2 separate regions of the Mus musculus genome follow, and region 1 is linked to region 2. Evidence: chromatin contacts called from ENCODE POLR2A ChIA-PET data. All regions are on one chromosome and are shown on one strand. The core of a region is the stretch at or near the end of the contact, and the rest is flanking DNA. Distances in the headings are between cores, read along the strand shown.

What was found. ChIA-PET counts read pairs that join two places held with the same protein, here RNA polymerase II (POLR2A).
Region 1: POLR2A ChIA-PET joins it to region 2 with 14 read pairs in embryonic stem cell. The contact joins the promoter of Ankrd13d here to the promoter of Rad9a in region 2. POLR2A ChIA-PET finds 5 or more read pairs at or near these places in 3 of 5 experiments (Patski and embryonic stem cell).

What each region holds. Positions count from the first base shown.
Region 1 is chr19:4,280,790-4,286,613 of GRCm38, reverse strand. It overlaps Ankrd13d (ankyrin repeat domain 13 family, member D), which reads left to right and starts at 3,477. Exons shown (of 15, transcript NM_026720.2): 1 at 3,477-3,733; 2 at 4,310-4,445; 3 at 4,572-4,696; 4 at 5,406-5,451; 5 at 5,534-5,677. The coding sequence starts at 3,644. It overlaps Grk2 (G protein-coupled receptor kinase 2), which reads left to right. Exons shown (of 21, transcript NM_001290818.1): 21 at 1-615.
Region 2 is chr19:4,197,542-4,203,520 of GRCm38, reverse strand. It overlaps Rad9a (RAD9 checkpoint clamp component A), which reads left to right and starts at 1,918. Exons shown (of 11, transcript NM_011237.2): 1 at 1,918-2,038; 2 at 2,122-2,192; 3 at 2,464-2,592; 4 at 2,942-3,056; 5 at 3,150-3,249; 6 at 5,741-5,850; 7 at 5,935-5,979. The coding sequence starts at 2,005. Gm30082 (a long non-coding RNA gene) reads right to left here and starts at 1,813. Exons shown (of 4, transcript XR_388289.3): 1 at 1,723-1,813; 2 at 1,283-1,394; 3 at 1,083-1,137; 4 at 281-983.

The DNA.
Region 1 (5,824 bases), core at 2,228-4,727, 82 kb before region 2:
GAGAAGGCCCTTGTCTCCTCAGACTAGGAGGTCTCCCACAGTGACAGCTCCTGGGTCCTTGTTCAGGAAAAGCCTGTGTGTTACCACTGCCTCATCAGGAGGCTGCCATTGGCAGTGGCTGCTGCTGGCCTCCCTGCAAGTCCCCTCTTCTTCCTGTTGCGTGCCTGGACTCAGGAGCATAGAAAAGACAATTGTGGATTGGGCCACACTGGCCTAGCCTGAACCTAGATCCCTAACCCTGGGCTGGGTGAGGCTCACCTGCCCAGGACCACAGTGGGACAGCCTGGGCAGGTGGGTGGCACAGCATAAGAACCCAGCTGGGGCCAGCCCTCCCTGTCCTGGCTGGTCAGTGTGCCCCCACCCACACTGTCCAGCCCCTTAGCCCATGTCATGTCAGTGGCCACTGCCCACAGGTGCCACCTTGCCCACCGCATGACCCCTTGTGCCAGTCGCGCAGCTGTGTGTGGTGTCGCGCCCTCTCCCCTTGGGGGCTGGGTGGGCACACCCTCCCCTCTTGTCTACTCACTCCTAGGGCGTTTCTTTGCCGATTTTTGAATGTGATTTTAAAGAGTGGAAAATGAGACTATGCGTTTTTATAAAAAATGGTGCCTGACTCCTCGCTGTCTCAGACTCTTTGTGCCTGGTGACTATTTTTCAGTCACTTCAGTCTGGGGCCTGAAAGGGGAGGAGCTTAGTAACCCGTCCTCCCCTCCCTGGTGGAGTAATTATTCCGCTCGCCTCCCACATAAGCAGGAGTAGCCGTAGTAGTTCTCGTCAGCTGTCATGGTTGGAATGGCTGGGGGTATACTGGTTTCAGCAAGTTGCCCCTGCACGTCAAGCACTGTGTTAATCCCCACTCCTCTCGGCACACATCTGTTTTCTCTTCCACACTGCATCTCTTGAGCCTTTGGCTGTGTCTGGCTGGCACTGGCCTCACTGTGTAAGCTCTCCTGGCCTCTGGCTTGAGCATCAGCATCAAGCCTGTGCTCCCAGGAATGACCTTCCTCTTCCTGTGCCCCTGCTCCAGGCCTGGCCAGAGACAGCCTGTGAGCACCACTGCCCTTCCTGTTCAGTGCACAGAGGAGGAGAGAATTCTGGGGCAGATGCTGTGAGGTCTTGGATGAAATGGCATTTGAGCTGTACCTCCAGCATTAGTGTAGTCATTCGTAGAGATGCTTCTAAGATCAGGAATGGTCAAGCACTTAAGACAGCAAACTGCAATGGAAGGAACCAGGCCTTGGGGCCCTGAAAGGCCAGCCTTAACTTAGCACAGTCCCAGATCACTCAGTGACTGCATCCTGGAGCGTTGAACAGACCGGGGGCTGAACTTGCTTGGCTCTGGGTGGTTAGCAGATGTTAGCCTCAGACTCACTGTGTAGCTAAGGATGGCCTTGAACTCCTCGCCCTTCTGCCCCCACTTCCCAAGTGCTGGAATTACAGGGGTTTGCTACCATGTCTAGCTAGGTCTCAAGTTTTAGGGCAGGCTGCAGTCATTAGAACTGGCTCTAAAACAAATAGCTGGTCACTGCAAGAAGTGGGGAGATAGGACCATTGCTTCTGTCCAGGAAAGATGTTCTTGTAATTGGTGATTGTGAAGGAAGAGGTGAAAGACGCCAGAGAGGAAAAAATGGAACAGTGTAGTAAGCCAGGCCACACTGAGGGAGCGTGTGAGGGAGGCCATGTTGTTGGTCAAGAGGTAAGGTGGAGCTGAACATGGCAGAGCACACATTTAATCCCAGCACTTTTGTGAGTTTGGGTCTAGTCTGGTCCTCAGAGAGAGAGTTCCTGGACAGTCTGGGCTAGTTAGTGAGACCCTGTCTCAAAAGACAAAACAACAAAAAAGAGGTGATGATAGCTCAGAGCACAGCTGGCCTGGAAGGAAGAGAGAAAGGCGTTTGGACTTGGCTTCTGACACCCTAATATGGCAGCATGGAATACCTAAGACCAGAGGTGTCCTGGAAGTGATATCAGATGGGAGTGGACAAGCTGTCAGCTAGGAGAGGGAGGTCCATGTGGAAAGAAGGGTCGATGTCAGAGCAGTAAAGACTGGCGGAGAGATGCTCAAGACTGCAGCAAGTCCTAGGCCGTCCAGGGCCAGGGTGACGATGCTGAGGAGGAAGTCTCTGACAGAAGCAGAGACCAGCAGGACCTAACTGCAGAGCTCTGGACCTTTAGAAGCTCAGGGCCTTGAGTTCCTCCCAAAGTCCAGACATCGTAGATGACCTGACCACAGCACACACGGTGGGTAGCCTAGATCCCGGACTGCTATAAACCACCCGATCGCAGGGAGAAAGGTGGCAATCAGGCTGAAGAGATGAGGACATCCTTGGGCAGGAAGGGAACCTCAGTTAGATGGCCTTTCTCCATCACACTAAGTTTAACAGATAGGGAGGTGGAGCCATCCGATGAAGGTGTTTGCTGCCAAACCTGACAACCTGAGTTAAAGGATGGGAGAGAACCAACTCTCAAAAGTTGGTTTTTCACCTCCACACTCATGAGCACCCCCACACAAAAATGAATGTAAGATTTAAAAATAGAGAAACAGACCAGAGTCAGTTTTGGAAAGTCTGGTTTACCCCCTCGCCACCCAGCAAGACCAGGATCAGAGAACCCATGGTAGGACTGAAGATAACCAAGGGTCCCAACTAAGCTGGCTGGCTGCTTGAACCCTAGATCCTGTGTGAGTGGAAGTGCCAGCCTTGTTTCGAAATTCTCCTTCCTTCCCTGTTGGCAGTAAAATGCAGCCTCTGCAAAATGGACTCCTGTGGTGGTAGCGTGCACCCTGGCCGATCACCCAGCCAGGAAGCTGAGCTTATGTCCCCCAACCCCAACAATATTCCTGTTCCTGATTCCTTGCTGTCTTCCAGGCATCAAGGCCAGACAGATCCTCGGGAAAGAAAGCTTTGACTGGTCAGCATTAGGGGTTGCTGCGGGGTGCCCATCTCCAGAAGCTAAGCGCCTGTGCTGGCAGGGATGAGGTCAAGATTTCCCATCCCACCCGCCTATAAAAGACAAGTCGGTGCTGATGGAACTCAGGAGTGGGCTAGACAGAAGGACACATTGTCAGCGGGGGTGGGGGGGGGTGGGGGCGGGGGGGGCTGCAAGAACAACAGACCCTGGCCCAATCCCAGTGCCACCGAGCCTACCCCACTCCCCTTCCGTTCCCTCCTCCCTCACCTTTCTGACCACTAAGAGATTTGCCCAGGGCCTGGGGCGCCCCCTGCGGGCACGGGTGGAGCTGCAGCTATGCCCCGCCCTCCGGAACAACCCCACCGACCATGGCGCTTCAAAATGAAGTTCCGGCTGTTCCTGGGGCGCATGTGGTTGCCCTGGAGACTGGACAGCACCCCACACACACTCCGCCCGCCCCCAGCGCGCAGGCCTGCAGTGGTTGCCGTAGCTACGGGAGGCGAGGGTGTGCGAAGCCCGACGCCACGCCCTAACTCCATGTAGCCCCGCCCCCAGATCCCCGCCCCGCCCTCCCTGCCGCCTTCGCTCTTGCTGCGGCGGCTTCTAGCAGGGGTCCGCGGGGCTGCAGCGGGTGCGGCTGAGGTGCGGCTCAGAGCGGAGGAGCAGGGGACGTGCCAGGCGCAGGCCAAGAAGGGCTGGGCCTTTCGCTCGGGATGCGGTGCTGAAGCCCAGCATGGCCGGCCTGGGCCCCACCTTCCCGCTGCACCGGCTAGTCTGGGCGAACCGGCACCGCGAACTGGAGGCCGCACTGCACAGCCGCAAGGTGAGGCCCTGAAGGGGATCCGATTCGGTTGGTTTCCTCCCCAAGCCCCGGTGCCAAAGTACGGAATCTACTCCGCAGCTCACCGCCCCTGCTGTGCTCCGCAGCTGCATCCTGACTCCTTAGGTCCAGCTCTTTCCAAATCCCTGGTCACCTGCCCTCGAGCTTGAGCATTTGTTTAGCGCATCTCCCTTGGTTGGGCCTTGCTCTGCTATCTGCCCCCTTCGTATTGCGTTAAGCTCAGGATTCACCCTCATCACCTCTGAGCTAGAATGAGGACAAGAACCGTGTTCTAGCCCTCAAGCTGGTCTAAACTCTCAGCATCCCTAGCCTGAATCTGTCTTGCTAGACTCCACCACCAGGCCCTCAACTCTGGATAGCAGAGGGCAGAAGAAATGAGCAGTTCCTTCCCACTGGCCCTTACTGTCCCCTTTACCCCGACACTTTCCAGTCCACATAGGCCACACTCTTATCTTCTCACTGACCTGGTTACCCATAGTAACTCCAGCCCTTTTCAATCCAGTGACCTCCTTGCTTTGGCCCTCTCTTGCCTTGTATTGAGTGACCCATCTCCCTTAGCACGACATTGAGCAGGAGGACCCCCAAGGGCGAACCCCCCTGGAGCTTGCTGTGACCTTGGGGAACTTGGAGTCTGTGAGAGTCCTCCTCCGACATAATGCCAACGTGGGCAAAGAGAGCCACCAGGGCTGGGCAGGTACTGTGCAGGGCAGAGGGTCCTCCCTTGAGACTAGCTTCCAGGTTGGTGAATGGGGGGCAGGGGGAGTAAGTAACCGTGCCTGGGGGCGCTAAGAGGGCTACCCCAGCAGTTGCTCATCTCCAGTCCTGCAGGAGGCAGTCAGCACTGGAGACCCTGAGATGGTACAGTTGGTACTCCAGTATCGGGACTTCCAGAGGGCCACACAGAGGTTGGCTGGCATTCCAGAACTGCTCAACAAACTCCGTCAGGTATTACCATAGAGTAAAGAAGTGGGGTATAACAGGCGCTCCGTCTTCCTGTGATAAGCCTGGCCTTGGAGGAGTATCTAGGTTGTGCGAGACGCTTTCCCACCATCTGTGTCTCAACCTCTGCCAAGGGTCATGTAAGAAATATGGGATCCCAGGCCCATGCAGATGAGACTGGGTCTTTTGCAAGGAAGACATTCACCAGCACTAAGGGTCCCTGATACCAGGAATCTCTTGGATAGAATGGTAGGCCTTGGGTCACCTAGAGAATGTAAATTTCCAGAAAGGTGACTGGGTAGAGATGGCCTGGACCCTGGAGTGCCTAGTCCTGTGCATCCGAAGCACACAAAGGACAGAGGCACAGTTGTGCTCCTCACATGTGGGAAGGTCTGGAAGGATCATTGTGTTCTCTTTACAGATAAAGGACTCAGACACAGAAAAGACAGAGGACCTCGTAGGGCCCCACAGTGGGCTATGGCCCATGTCAAAACTAGCTCTAGGCCCCCAATGCTTATAACTTTTATATGTGTAGATCATTTTAGGGCCTACTTGGGCTCTCTCCTTGGCATGGTTTGTTTGGAGTGGGAGTATAGCTGGGCCACAGCAGTGCATCAGAATTTGTGGGCTCCCAAAGAGTAGTTGTGAGGCCCAAGGCCTACTTGGCTGTGGCACCAGGCCATGGCTCCTAACAGGCAGCTCTGGTTTTTCTTAGGCCCCTGATTTCTACGTGGAAATGAAATGGGAGTTCACTAGCTGGGGTGAGTGGGGCTCAGTTGACCGCAGAGACTTGGAGTGGGCCATTTGGGGGGAGATTCCCAATGACTCTGAGACTTCTTTCAGTACCTCTTGTGTCCAAGATGTGCCCGAGCGATGTGTACCGTGTGTGGAAGCGGGGTGAGAGTCTGCGGGTGGACACTAGTCTCTTGGGCTTTGAGCACATGACCTGGCAGCGTGGCCGAAGGAGCTTCATCTTCAGGGGTCAGGGTGAGCTGTCTGTCACCTCAGATTCCCTGGTGGCTTTTAAGCATGTGTCCTTCTCTCTCTGTGCTCTCTGAACGTGGAGACCGAAGCTGAGGGTGGAGGGGATCCAGGGCCTGGGGGTTTATCTACTTAGCAACAGTTGGCTGAGGA
Region 2 (5,979 bases), core at 669-3,168:
CTTTCTTTCTTTCTTTCTTTCTTTCTTTCTTTCTTTCTTTCTTTCTTTCTAAAAAGATGTATTTCTTTTATTTATATGGGTGCTCTATCTGTACTGCATGCCAGAAGAGGGCATCAGATCACCATGTGGTTGCTAAGAATTGAACTCAGGTCCTCCGGAAGAGCAGCCAGTGCTCTTAACCACTGAGCCATCTCTCTAGGCCCTCCTTTTTCTATTTTTTTGAGACAGGGTCTTGCTATATAGCCCAGGCTGGCCTCTCAAGTTCTCGAGTCGCTAGTGGTAGGATTATAGGCATGAGCCACCATACCTGGCTCAACACCTATTTATTGATCCTAGGCTGGGTGGGAAGTACACAGAGCAATAAACAAAACAGAAGCAGTTCCTGCCCACATGCAGCAGCCACAACAGCAGGAAGCACAAATATTAAACACAGAGGAAACTGGGACACACCATGGCTCAAAGCCTAGGGTTTTCTCTGCTGAGGGAACCTTTGCTGTTGAGCCCAGGAAGAGAAGTCAGCATGGGAGAAGCAGGCTACAGCCTTGGAAGCAGCCAGAGTGGCCGCTAAGAGCCTGGCAGGGCTATGGAGATAGGTGATCATGTGGGGTAGGAGACAGTGAAGACCTCTGTGGGACCTGGATCCTCAAAGTTCCTGATCAAGAGACTGGACTTTGCCAGGAGAGTTAAGCCCACCGGGGGGGGGGGGGGGGGCGGGTCACTGAGGACTGTGTCTGGACAGTGAAAGGAGGACAGTGGAGACAGAAGGAGGGCCACTTTGCCATCTGTTTGGGAAATGAAGCAGCCAGAATCCACCGAAGACGTGAGCAAGTGAGGAGGAGAGGATGCTGGTAATCCCCTAACTCCCAGTCTAACAGAGAACTGGACACCTCTGCGTTGTATGCAGCTTGCCTTGGATGTGGAAAGGGAAAGCCGCCTCCTCCCCGGAGGCTCTAGGAAAGAAGCACTTGGAGAGGGAGAGGAGCCTAGAAAAACAAAGAGGGGCTAGGTAACAAACACACCCTCCCCACTACCCACAGGCCCGCAGGGGGATGGGCAAGGGTTGCTCTAGGCATTTGAACTACCTCCCAGAGCAAGGTGAATGCGTCCCAGCTGAAAATCTTCATCCTTCCACACTGTCTGGGTAATTGGTAAAATGTACATAAACCAAACCCCGCGTAGTACTTAAGCCTTCCCAGGGCTTCCCAGTTCATCCCTTCAGCTCTGCCTCCCCACCCCTTACCGCACAAGGCTCGGGACACCCCATTCACCCATATTCGCCTACCCCCATTGTGCTTCTGCTTCTGCCCCTCCTTCTGACAAGTCCATCCTTCCACCCTTTTCTGTCCCAGAACCTTCTCATCTTTCCATGTATTTACGAAGGTCAGTGAAGGATCCTGAAAGCAAAATGAACAGCCCCTTCTCATCGCTCTTGAAGCGAGTTACGTTTTTTGAGGGGAGCTGGTGGTTGCTGCCACAACAGAATCCCCAGCCCAGATTGAGCGCGGACTATCTTGATTTGACCCTGTAACCCCACACACTAAAGTTAGCGACCCGGGAGGGTCTACACTTCCCACGTTAGGGCTCTGGTCCAGAGCTCGATCCTTGGTGCAGACACCTTGCTCCTCCATCTAGTATGCCCTTCACCTATGCCCAGTGCAGCCCAGTGGAGCTGCAGAGCTCTGCAGGGTGTGCAGGGCTCGGGTTCGGGTGGGAGAATCAGACCTGAGGAAGGACACAGGAGCAAGCCCTCCGCAGTCACGTGACCCGGGCCACACCCAATGAACCGACTAGATCACGTGACACCGAGCTTAGGAACGTTTTTCTCACGTGACGGAGAAACCCCGGGTGAACCAATAAGGAAGCGGAGGCCAGGCCGGCAGCGGGGAGGGGACGGTGCGCGGGAAGGGAACTTTAGGCAGTCGTAGTAGCTGCTGGGACTCATTATATGTCCTATCCCGTCCCGGTTCGTGTGCAAAACAAGCTCGATTTTTGTGCTTATGTACTATGAAGTGCCTGATCACCGGGGGCAACGTGAAGGGTAAGTTTGGACCTACCTTGCAGCAGACCACGTGAGCAAGCCCCAGGAGTCCCCCTAACCACTTTCTGTTCTCCTCCCCGCAGTGCTGGGCAAGGCTGTCCATTCGCTATCCCGAATCGGGGACGAGCTCTATCTGGAACCCTTGAAGGACGGGGTAAGGGACTGGGACGCAGGGATGGGGGCGGATTCAATGGTGAATGGGGAGCCTAGGCTTGGTGTTCATTCGGCCTTACAGGGATGGTGGACAGATATTCCGGCGCAGTTTATTATCTCTTGGGTTGTTCGGACATCGGCTTGGGCCCAGTCTTCTGAGGCTGCATGTCTATACAGAGGGTACTTGCTCTTCCTAGAACGCCTAGTGGCAGGCAAGGTGGGGCTAAAGTAACTTAAGGGAAAAGCAATTTTGCCTGCTTTTTGTGTCTCAGCTCTCCCTACGGACTGTGAACTCGTCCCGTTCTGCCTATGCCTGCTTCCTTTTTGCCCCACTCTTCTTCCAGCAGTACCAGGCGGCTTCCCCTGGTCAGGACCTGCTGCGCTGTAAGATCCTGATGAAGGTAAGGGCCACCTGAAGCAGCTCCACAGCTGTGCCTCTGTGCCAGGTACTCAGTAAATGATGAGTTTGACTAGGGAGTTAGTCTCATATGGGAGCTATTCCATGCAACATGCAGTGAGGTAAAGATGTTTAGACCGTAGAGGGCTATCTAAGATCTGTGGAGAGGGTGGTGACATTGGTCAAGAAAAGGTTAGTGGCCCTTCCCAGCAAAGAGACCAGCATGGGCAAGGCAGCATGGGAGTGTGCAGACACCACAGCTTTGTGGGGCCAGTGATGGGGCCAGGGCCTACATGGGATGTAGAGCTGGGCCGTGGAAGCAGTGTGCCAGACTGATGTCCTACCCTGCCCAGGCCTTCCTGTCCGTCTTCCGCTCTCTGGCAATTGTGGAGAAGTCTGTGGAGAAGTGCTGTATCTCCCTCAGTGGCAGCCACAGCCACCTGGTGGTCCAGCTCCACTGCAAGTATGGTGAGCAAGCGGCCTGCCCAAAGAGTTCCTCTGTGGGTGTGGAGGCAGTGGCAGTGGAGGTTGCCAAGCCCTGAGACCATTTCCCTTATCCAGGGGTCAAGAAGACACACAACCTCTCCTTCCAGGACTGTGAGTCCCTGCAGGCTGTCTTCGACCCAGCCTCATGCCCTCACTTATTGCGCACCCCAGCACGGTAAGCACCCCTGCTTCAAACTTCGCCTGAGTCTCTCCTACCTTTAGGGCTTTAATGTCATTCTAGGAATGCTCCATTTTCAGCAGGCCTGGCTAGCCTATGCCTGTCATCGTAGCAGTTCTTAGATTGAGGTGGGAGGATCAGAAGTTTCTAGGAAACTTCACTGGGAAGGCCATTGAGTTTCTAGGTAGCCTAAGCAGTGAGACTCTTTCTCAAAAAAAGGGTGCATGTGCTGGCGAGATAACTCAGTAAAATGGTTGACGTGCAAGCCTGAAGGCCTGGTTTTGAGTCCCACTTATATAAAAATGTGTATTAATTGGGTGGTGGTGGTGGTGGATGCCTTTAGTCCCAGCACTTAGGAGGCAGAGGCAGGCAGATCTCTGTGAGGCCAGCCTGGTCAACAGAGCAAGTTCCAGGACAGGCAGGGCTACAGAGAGAAACCCTGTCTTTAAAAAAAAAAAGTGTGTGTGTTGGGGGGGGGGCACAAAACCAAACCCCCAGATGGACAGCCCTGAGACGCAGCATCACTGAGCACATCTTCCGGCTTCTGCCCGTGCATGTTCACAGTTCACACAAAACACAAAAGCACCTTTGTCTTTGGGGGCAGGAGGGACGGGGACTCAGGGTTTCTATGTCGAGGCCACACAACTCAGTACATATTTGGACCCTTACCTTGCTCTTCAAAAGCAGGAGCTGCTGCCTCTCTGTCATTTCCACTGACTGTGGGGTCCTGCCATCTGTATCCCAGAGGCCTGCTCCAACTGCTTTTCTAGAGAGCCTATGACCTGCCTGCAGCTCTCTTGTATGACCTGGAAAACCCTGAAGGCCTGTCCTGGACCCTGTGTTATAGAGTTCAAAGCACTCTGACCTCTCATTCTTCTGGTAGTATTCCCCCTTCTGGTGGCTTCTTCCTAATTGCCAGGGCTCTAGACTTTGGGCCAAAAGAACCTGGGCAAGGAGGCTGGAGTCTAGGAGGGCTGCTGCACAGCCCACCAGTCAGTATCAAGACACAGCGTGGCAAGGGGAATGTGCTTCCAGCAGAGACTAAGGTCACTCAAGATAAGCCCAGGATGCAGTGGACTCTCCCCTGCCTGTGCGGGACACTGTTTGCATCCAAGTAGCCCAAGGTCCCATTCATTTCTCAGAATAAAAGTCCCTTCAGTTCCCAAAGTTAGCTTCCCCAGGCAGGGTCTGTTAATAGTGGTAAGAGTTCCTTTTTGGAGGGGCTATTCCTTTTTTTCCCCCATAAATACTGGCAATAGAATCCAGGACCCTGTATTTGCTAGGTACTCTGTATCTCTGAGCTAAATTCCCAGCCCTAACTGCTTCTCTTTCTCACATACGGTTTCAAATATAGAAGTCAGTACGATAGCTCAGCAGTTAAGGCCGTTGCTTTAAGCCTGCCCAGTTGAGTTGTCAGGTTTTAAATCCTCAGAACCTACGTGGTAGAATGGACCCAGTGGGCTGTTGTCAGTCTCCACATGTGCACCAAGGCATCGCAACCGCACTTCTCTCCACAGCACACACACCCACACAAAATAATTTTTAAAAATTCAAATATAGATGCCAGCTGCCCCCACCCCCCACCCCATGCTAGGGAGAGAACCCAAAGACTGTGATCTTGAGGCAAAGCTAGGAGTTACTTTTCTGTAAATGTTCAGCAACATATATCCTTAGAGGTGGAAGCCAAGACTTGGCTTGGTGGTCCACACCTTTAATCCCAGATCTTGGGAAGAAAAGGTAGGCAGATCTCTGAGTTCAAGGCCAGTCCTAGATAGACCCTGTCTCAAAAAACAACCAAAACTCTGCCGTCCATTTCTGTGTGTGGTGCGGGGTATTGCTGTTTTACACAGGGTGTTGTTAAGCCCCTGGGCTCAGCAGCTGGCTTGGGTGTGGTAGTGCACACTGGTGATCCCAGCTCTTTAAGAGTTTAAGAGTCGGATTGAAGAGATGGCTCAGGAGTTCAATTCCCAGCAACCACAACCATCTGTAATGGGACCTGATGCCCTCTTTGGGTGTGTTTGAAGACAGTTACATTGTACTCATATAAATAAAATAATTTTCTTAAAGTTAAGTTTGAAGTCAGCTAGGGCTACATATAAAGAACAACCCCCACCCCATCCCACAAAAAGTAGCTGGAACCAACAGCAGTGTCCCCCTATAGCCAACCTTCCTCCCCCACTGCTGTGCTCAGCTAGTGCTGCCCTTTGTCCCCAGCCTGTCCAGTGTTGCCTGCTCCTCTCTGCTGTGTCTGGGCTTCCATTGCCTTAAGCTTTTGACCAGGCAAGTAACATGTAAGAGTGGACAAAGCGCCAGGCGTGGTGGCACACGCCTTTAATCCCAGCACTCGGGAGGCAGAGGCAGGCGGACTTCTTAGTTCGAGGCCAGCCTGGTCTACAGAGTGAGTGCCAAGACGGCCAGGGCTACACAGAGAAACCCTGTCTCGAAAAGAGTAGACAAAGCATTTCATGCGCATCTGTCCTTGTCACAGGGTTCTGGCAGAGGCTGTTCTGTCCTTTCCCCTTGCATTGACTGAGGTGACACTGGGCATTGGCCGTGGCCGGCGGGTCATCCTGCGCAGCTACCAGGAAGAGGAGGCAGGTGAGGGAGTTAGACCTGTCCCAGGAGGGAACAAGAGCTAGGAGTGAAGCCAGGACCTTAACTCCTCTTGTGCCTGCCACATAGACAGCACCAGCAAAGCCATGGTGACTGAGACCAGCATTGGGGATG